2 separate regions of the Homo sapiens genome follow, and region 2 is linked to region 1. Evidence: chromatin contacts called from ENCODE Hi-C or POLR2A ChIA-PET data. All regions are on one chromosome and are shown on one strand. Each heading gives the region's core, a stretch centred on a gene start or an enhancer-like site at or near the end of the contact. The rest is flanking DNA. Distances are from core to core; before and after follow the strand shown. Region 1 holds the start of LRRC41 (leucine rich repeat containing 41). Region 2 holds the start of ATPAF1 (ATP synthase mitochondrial F1 complex assembly factor 1).

Region 1 (3,904 bases), core at 126-2,625:
TTAAGGGATAAATAAGTCTCCAATTATTCTGAACCCACAGCCCAGAATGGCTGCCCCCAAGTGACCAGAGAACAGACGGACAGGAAATGAGATTAGAAACAACTAGTAGCTGTGTCGCAAAATTGATAAGAGTCCTGGTTCTAGAACCGCGCTGCTTGGCCGCAATTCCTGGCTGCACCAATTTGGTAGCTGCATGACCTTAGAAAAGATATTTAACCTCTATGCTTGTTTCCTCATCTGTAAAAATGGCACTAATAGTACCCAACACTTACTTCATAGGAATAGTGTGTAGATGAAATGAATTAGGGCCGGGCGCGGTGGCTCACGCCTGTAATCCCAGGACTTTGGGAGGCCGGGGTGGGCGGATCACTAGGTCAGGAGTTCGAGATCAGCCTGGCCAACAGAGTGAAACCCCCGTCGCTACTAAAAACACAAAAATTAGCCAGGCGTGGTGGCGGACACCTGTAGTCCCAGCTACCTGGGAGGCTGAGGCAGGAGAATCGCTTGAACCCAGGAGGCGGAGGTTGCAGCGAGCCGAGACCACGCCACTGCACTCCAGCCTGGGCGACAGAGCGAGATTCCATCTCAAAAAAAAAAAAAAAATTAATTAGTGCATATAAAGCACTTGGAATAGCAAGCAGTCAATAATTATAGCAGCACTCTTTCTCTGGGAAAGAGCTCCCTCTTCCATCACAGAATCACATCGTACATTCTTTCATTGTCCCCAAAGACACACACCTTCCTCAAAGAAAAGGAACACAAGGCCAGGTCTTCCGAACCTCCATAGAAGATGTGGTAGGGATTCCTAACCTGAGCTGGGGCAAGGCGGTCTGTTTGCTCCCCAAATCTGTGAAACGCGGGCTTCAGAACATCTGACTGACTGCAAACATAGGTCATATTTTTACAAGACTTTAGTCCACAAAACATTTTCGCTCTCAAACCTTCACTACATTCACAGAATGCAGAAGCCGAGGCCCAGAGAAAAACTAGTCATCTATCTGTCCAAAGTCACCGGACGAATTCTGGGGAAAGGTCGAGGGAACTAGAGCTCCCGACTATGCAAACCCTAGAGGGTAAACTGGGGGCTAAGAGGGCCCCGTGCGTGTTTTGGCGGGCTAGGTCCTGGGCTTCAGGGCAGAGAAGAGGGCCGAGTGGATCGCCTTGCCTTACCTCCTCAGGATCTCCGGATTCGGTAAGCATCTTTTGCTCGTCCTCCAGTCCCATGTCTGGCTACGGTTCTAGATTCAACACGAGCAGCAACAGCGGCACCTAACCCAGTTCAGGATCAAGAAGGACTTGTAAGGGTCACTCAGCGGAAATCCGGCGATCTGGCCGGAAGTGCGGCACACTCATCGTGGTCGCGAACACATGCTCAGATTGGCATGTACTACCAGCCGCAGGCAGAGGTTAGGGGTAGCTGATGTTTGCACCCGAGGAGGCTTTGCTAAGAAACATCCCCTTAGTCATACCACACCCAAGTATAATTGATCTAGGAGTTTATCTAAAATAGTAGCTCCTAAGAGACTTGGAAAGTGTGCTAATTTCTTCGAAATTTCTTTAGAATAATTCACATTCTTCCCCATATCGCTTATGGAGCCGTCCTAACTGCTGACCTTTTCAAGATGGCGGTCCGCGGGCGACACTCTCGGGCTCGCGCACCTCCCCAAGATGGCGGCGCCCGAGGCCTGGCGCGCCCGGAGTTGCTGGTTCTGTGAGGTAGCGGCGGCAACGACCATGGAGGCCACGTCCCGGGAGGCGGCGCCAGCGAAGAGCTCGGCCTCGGGCCCCAACGCTCCCCCCGCCCTGTTCGAGCTGTGCGGGCGGGCGGTGAGCGCCCATATGGGGGTTCTGGAGAGCGGGGTGTGGGGTAAGTCGCGGGGTGAGGGGCTACCTCTGGCTAAGAGCAAGGGGCGGCCCAGCGGCCGGGGGGCGCGGGGGGCGAGGCCGGGAGGCCCGGGGCAAGGCCCAGCCTGGGGCGCTGAAAGCCAGCTCGTAGGATCGGAGAATGAATTTTGTGACTGACAGGGCTGGACAGAGTAAAGACGGAGACCTAAATGGGCAGGCTGACCCGCACCGCGGCCTGGCTCGGGGGCGCGGGGGGCGAGGCCAGGAGGCCCGGTCTGGAGCGAAGCAGGCTGGGCCCGGGCGACTGAGGCTGGATTGCGGCTGTGGGCCGCGCGAACTGACACTCGGCTGGGCCGGGCAGGAGAGTCTCGGATGTCGAACCGGTGGGCAGCGATGGCCCGGCTGCCCTAGGGCAGGGGCCGAGGTTAGGAGGCCCGGCCTAAGGCAAGGCCAGGCCAGGCCCGGGGCCACCGAACCTGACTGATGGCCCCGGGGCTCCAGCATCTGCCTGACACGCCACGGGGGTCGAGATTCCGGAGGCCAAGCCGATGGGCGGAGGGGAGGACAGCAGATTGGAGAGCGAGGGAATGGGGCAGGGGGAGAGGCCGAACGAAAGGGTCGGGGCGCCGCGGCCTGTCTGACGGCCCAGGGCTGACGGGAGCGAACCGACAACCGGGGTCTCGGGTGCCAAACTGACTAAGCGACCGAGCGACCGTGCGACCCGCAGGACAGGGAGCGCCGGAGGCCACTCGGATCGGCTCGAGCGGCGAGGAGGGACCGGAGAGCGAGTGGAGGGGGGCCCGGAGCGGCTTAAACAAGCGAGGGAGGCTCGAATGACGGACAGGCGGGAAGGGCCAAGGAGGCCCCAAGCGGGGCGACGGCCCGGGGATCCCGGACTGCCGGGCTGCCGTGGCAGGGGGCGCGGCGCCGCCAAGAGGCCTTGGGCTGAATGGGAGTGAACGGGGGCCCCAGGCCTGAAGGCGGCCGGGACCAAAGGGCCGGGCCTGGATGGAGGGCGGCCTGGGGCGCCGGGATGAACGGCCGGGGAGGGCGAACCGGCCAGTTGGGCTGGGAGGCGGGGCTGTGGGTTGGGGACCGCTGGCCGCGGCCTGGCCGCTGACGAGGGAAACTTGGGTCCGACGTGGGGCAAGTGAAAGAGGGGAAAGTGAGGCTCTGCCAAGCAGGCCTAGCCGCGCTGGGGACAGGGGAGGCCTCGGGCCTGAGAGGCTGCTGGCTCTGTGAGGGTGGGGTCGGGAGGCCGGGGTTGGAGTTGGGCGAAGAGGTGGCAGGCCCGGCCGAGGCCTGCTGGGGAGGGGGGCAGGAGAGCAGGCCCCGGGCCTGGAAGCGGCGCGGGGGAGGTTCCACCAGGAGGCCTTGCGGGTGGCCGTGGCGTCTTTGCAGGAGGAAGGCCCTGGTCAGGACAGGAGTGAGGACTTTGAGGACTCGAGGTTGCAGGGCGCGGAGTTTGAGTTATGCCATGAGGAGGGGGTGTGGGGAAAAGGCCCTGGAGTTTGGGGGGACTGAAGCTCCGGGATAAGCTGGAGGGTGGTCGGGGAGGCCCTTGGCTGTGGGAGTGGAGCCCAGTACCATGAGGCCTGAGTGTCCTGCATAGTGGTGGTGGAAGAGGCTTTTAGAAGTCGGCCGGTGTGCGGAGGGGACAGTGGAGGCCCCAGGCCAGCCAGCGGCTGAGAAGACAAGGGGCAGGCCGACCCATGGGGAACAGGAGGAAAGGCTCCGTAGAGCTGAGCAGGGAGCTCAGAAAAGTCCTAGGGCATGGGGAAGAAGGCAGAGAGGGTCTGGCTTTTCCGCCTGGAGCTTCTGGGATGCTAAGACTGGCTAAAAAGGAAGATGACTGGGTGCGGAGGCCCAGGTTGGGAAGCAGCAGCATTAAAGGTGCAGGCTAGAAAGAAGCAAGGAAAATCCCGGCTTAAGAAGAATGGAGAAAGGAAGAGAGGAGTTTGTGGGTAACTGGGGATGAGAATTCCTGTGGCTGCAAGAAGAGATGGCTAACTAGAGGGGAGCAGGTTGGAGGGAAAAGGGGTAAGGCTCTGGAGGAACT
Region 2 (4,496 bases), core at 1,700-4,199, 360 kb before region 1:
TCTACTTCCAGCCTTACTTCCCTCCTCGTCCTCCACACACTTTTCCCTTTTGCCTAGTCCGTACTCCTGAACAGACCCTGCTCATTCACATCTCTGGAGGTGTGCCCATGCTGCTCCTTCACCCAGGAGTGCCCCTGCCCACTTTTCCACCACTGAACACCTGCTCATCCTTCAAGACTCAGCTCAGCCCCCCTACTCTGTGACAGACTGCCCAGAATCATATCATCGCCAATTTGAAGAAACTTTGAGAGTTGTCTAGTTCATCTCCACCATCTGATCCCACCATCAGGGCCATGCTTGACTCCTGGGGGTAGATTTTTCCCCACACAGCAACTAATCTCCCTGGACTCAAGACTCACTTGAGTCAGGAACTTGCTCACCACCTCCTGAGGCAGCTTGATGCATTTATGGGCAGCTCAGTTAGAAAGCCCTTCCCTAATTAAGCTTAAGTCAGCCTTCCCAGTATGTTGCACCACTGCTTGTAGCTCAGCTTCTTAGCACCATTTTAATGACTCCCCTCTTTATAGTCCTCCAATGTGTGACTTAGGGAACTATTTAGCACAGAATTCTCTCCAGGGTCCACTTACCCTTGTTCTCCTCGTATATCACTGGCCCCTACTTTCCAGTCTCCTTTGCTGGTTTCTCCCTTTTCCCCTGATCTCTAAATGTAGGCATGTCTAGGGCTCAGTTCTTAGTGCTCTATCTACATTCATTCCATCAGTTATCTCACCCAGACCCCTGGCTTTAAATATCACTATACACTGACAGTACGCAACTGTATCTCTCCAGCCTGGAATGCTCCTCAGAACTTTAGACTCATACCCAAATACCTGGTTGACATCCCTCCTTGCCAGTCTGTTAAATTATCCCAAACCAACATGTCCAAAACCAAACTCTGATTATCCATCCTCCAAAGTCTACCCTACCTACAGCCTTCCTCCTCTTCATAAGTAGTATCTCTGTCCTTCGGGTTGTTCAGGCCAAAAACCTGCAAGTCATCCTTGACTCCTTTCATTCTATCACACCCACACTGACTCCATCAGCAAGATCTTTAGGCTTTTATTTCAAAATATAACCAAAATCTGGCCACTTTTTTTTATCACTATCACTTTAGTCCAAGTACCACCATCTCTCACTTGGATTACTGTTCCCTGTAGGGTGACCAACATCCTGGTTTGCCCAGGACTTGGGGTGGGTTCTCAGGACATGGGGCTTTCAATGCTAGAGCCAAGAAAGTCCTAGGCAAACTGGAATAAATTAGTCACCCTTGGGAGAGTTTCCATCCTTGCCTCCACATATCCTAAATCCCACCAGCAGCCAGCATGATCCTTTTAAAAAGTAGATCATGTTACTCCACTGCTTAAAACATATAGTAACTTCCGATCTCATTCGATTTAAAATCAAAGTCCTTAACCAAGGCCTAAGCAATCTAACTAGCCCTCCCTATACCTTCTTGGTCTCATTTCTGCTGCTGTGCCCTCACTCATTCAGACTCAATAACCTCCTCATCAGGGCCTTTGCACTTGCTGTTTCCCCTACCTGGAAGGCTCTTCCCCCAGCATTCCCACATTACCTTCAGGTCTCTGCTCAAGTGTCCCCTTATCTCTATCTCTCTTGGCCTGCTGTTTTTCTGCATACCATGTAGCATCACCTAACATTATATATTTACTGTCTGTTTCACTCCACTAGAATGTAAGCTCAATGAATTAATATAAACAAGGATCTAAGAACTTCAGATAATGATAACTGCTATAAAGAGAATGCAATAGAGTGATGGGATAAAGACTATAAAGAGATGGAGGGGTTGTCATTTAGGTCCCTTGGAGGTGCTTACATGTGAACTGAGCCCTTAGATGATGAGGAGGCAGCCACATGCAGATCCACAGAGAAAACAGCAAGTGTTAGGAGTGTGAGCCAGGTATGGGCTGGCATACTTGAAGGACTTATTCATCTTCCATTACACTGTTCCTCGCACAGGGCAGGGCTCAGGGCTGATCTCCATGAGCATAGGTTGGATTGAGCAGAGTTGAAGGCTCTGCCCCTGTCCCAGGAGGGGCTTCAATCAGACAAAACCCAGACAAGAAGGACCTGATGATGAGTACTGTCCCAGAGAGCCCACTCCAGGACTGGCCCTGTTCTGTGAGCAGGTGGGACACAGAGATGTTAATGTCACTGTCCCTGACCCTAGGAGCTCACACCTGGTTCAGACGGTAAGGAAGATTGTGGCATTTGGGTTGAGAGAATGGAAGGAGAGAGGATTCCAGGGGTCAAAAAGGGCCTGAATAAGGACTCTTCAAGGAGTAATCCTGGTGTTTCTTTGGGAGAGAATAGGTCACTGTGGCTGGAGTTCAAGGAGGATGTCAGGAAGCAGAGGAAAAGGAGGCTTGGGAGGCAGCTGCCATCTTGAAAAGAGCTCAGCTGTCGGGTAGAACTTGAACAAGTCACATAATTACTCTCGGCCTCAGTTTCCTTATTTGTTAGATGAGGATAATACTGCCACACAGAGTATGAAGCCGCTCAGTGTCCTGCACATAGCAACCTCAGTAAAGAGAAGCTTGCTGCTGTGATTATAGTTGATGAAAAGACCTTCGATGCTGAAGGACGGACTACTACATCGAGTGCCTGGCACTACAGCGAGTGCCAGGGGCAAGCACCGCGAGGACATGGAGATCCGCTGGCTTTAGAGAACGGACTTGGCGCGCAGAGGCTGCTGGTCCCAGAGGGAGGAAGGGCGTTGAATTTGGGCAGCCTCCCTGGAGGAGGCGGGCCGTGGCATACACAGGGCGGCGAGAGCGCGCAGTGCCGGGGCCAGAGCGGCGCGCCCCCTCCTCCCCGCCCCGCCTCGCCGCTATCCCGCGCCCGGAACCTTGGGCGCGCGGAACCTCGGTGCCGGAGCGCGGGCGCGGCGCACTCGGAGCGGGATGGAGCGGGCGCGCGGGCCGCGGGCCGAGGCCGACGCGCCTGAGGAGGAGGAGGAGGCGGGGGCGGCCATGGCTGCTGTGGTGGTGGCGGCTGCGGGTGGCGCGGGACCGGCGGTCCTGCAGGTGGCCGGTCTCTACCGGGGCCTGTGCGCGGTGCGCAGCCGCGCCCTGGGCCTGGGGCTCGTGTCACCCGCGCAGCTGCGCGTCTTCCCAGTGCGCCCCGGCTCGGGCCGGCCCGAGGGGGGCGCCGACAGCAGCGGGGTCGGGGCCGAGGCCGAGCTCCAGGCCAACCCTTTCTACGACCGCTACCGCGACAAGATCCAGCTGCTGCGCAGGTGCGGGCCTGGGTTGGCTGGAGGCGGGCAGGAGGCGGGAGGAGGGGCGGCCCGGGCTGCTGGGCCTTAGGACAGCCCTGTGAGGTGGGCACTAGTACTGTCCCAGCTCTTCAGATGATGTAGCCAGGCTCCGCGAGGCTAGGTCACTTGCCCAAGATCACACAGCTAATTGGTGTCAGAGCTGGGAGTCTCTGCAAAGCCCTGGCTCGTTCCACGTTTGTCTGCTTTGGTTCTCCAAACGCTAAGGTGGACTCTTATGACAGCCCTGAGGCAGGCAGCTCAGAGACACCTGTCCTCATTATAGAAATGGGAAAACGCCTTCTAGAGAAGGGACTTGACTTGCTCAAGGTCACATATTAAGATAGCTGAGGCCTGGCTCAGAGCTGGAGTTCCCAGGCTGGTGGTAGCTTAGGGCCTTGACTGCAAGGAAAGGCGACTGGGGATGGGAGGAGGGCATCAAAGACTAATAGTGTCACAGTCGGATCACCCATTGAACCCTCTTAAGGAGACTGAGGATCAGCGAGAGTAAGAGACTTGCCAAAGGTCACACAGCTGTTTGGGATTTGTCTGACTCTGAGTCCAGGGTCCCTAACACCACCTCTTAGCTTCCAGAGGGAAGGATCTGGAGCTTAGAGGGGCTTAAGGTGCATATGAGGGGCTATAGGAGCATCTGAAGAGTTCAAGTGGGAAGAGCTAAAGGAGATCAGAGGTGAAAATTAAAGGGGCTTGGGAGAGAATTTAGCAGGGTAAGAAGGTAGTTGTCTTATGAAAGGAAACCAAAGACTTAGTACTGTAAATTTGAGTTCTGTCTCATCTCTACTTCCACTGCCTTAATCTACTCCATCATCGTCACCTGGGCTGTTGCCATTATCCTCTAACTAGAGTTCCCTACTTCCATTCCTGGACTACTTTACCCCAGTTCCTCTCACTGCTACTGTAGTGATCTTTCTTGCCATTTGAAACAGTTATGCAGTAAATGAATGAGTATTTTTGCTCTCCTTCCAGCAGCATTGAGATAGTCTCAAGTATTTGTCATCTTAAAAGCCTTTCTTTGATGTACATTCCCCTCCAGGCTTCTCTCGTTGATCTGTATTTGATCTGTTTTACACACAAGCATCTCTGAAGAGTTGTCTACTTGTACTTTGAATACTTTATCAGCATCCATTTATTCTTACCCACTCATGAACAAATAAATAACTGGTTTTACCGTCCTTCCCCACTGGATCATTCCCATCAACAT

What was found. Hi-C counts contacts between places; a loop is a spot of excess contacts on that map. ChIA-PET counts read pairs that join two places held with the same protein, here RNA polymerase II (POLR2A). Pooled maps may share reads with other maps.
Region 2: a loop to region 1 is called in a map of ascending aorta, with 4 times the contacts of the local background. The contact joins the promoter of ATPAF1 here to the promoter of LRRC41 in region 1. A Hi-C loop is called at or near these places in 1 of 168 maps with a recorded cell type or tissue (ascending aorta), 1 of 37 single-sample maps with no recorded cell type and 10 of 50 pooled maps. POLR2A ChIA-PET finds 5 or more read pairs at or near these places in 2 of 52 experiments (PC-9 and activated naive CD4-positive, alpha-beta T cell).

Annotation. Positions count from the first base shown.
Region 1 is chr1:46,301,087-46,304,990 of GRCh38, reverse strand. LRRC41 (leucine rich repeat containing 41) reads left to right here and starts at 1,375. Exons shown (of 10, transcript NM_006369.5): 1 at 1,375-1,867. The coding sequence starts at 1,669. It overlaps UQCRH (ubiquinol-cytochrome c reductase hinge protein), which reads right to left and starts at 1,293. Exons shown (of 4, transcript NM_006004.4): 1 at 1,171-1,293. The coding sequence starts at 1,224. RefSeq lists enhancers at 539-1,120, 1,121-1,704, 1,440-1,839, 3,260-3,379, 2,870-3,452 and 1 more and silencers at 1,830-1,889, 1,940-1,989, 2,020-2,169, 2,520-2,589, 2,620-3,169.
Region 2 is chr1:46,666,817-46,671,312 of GRCh38, reverse strand. ATPAF1 (ATP synthase mitochondrial F1 complex assembly factor 1) reads left to right here and starts at 2,949. Exons shown (of 9, transcript NM_001394565.1): 1 at 2,949-3,256. The coding sequence starts at 2,991. It also overlaps a transcript of TEX38 not described here. RefSeq lists enhancers at 2,500-2,649, 4,445-4,496 and silencers at 3,162-3,332, 2,760-3,379.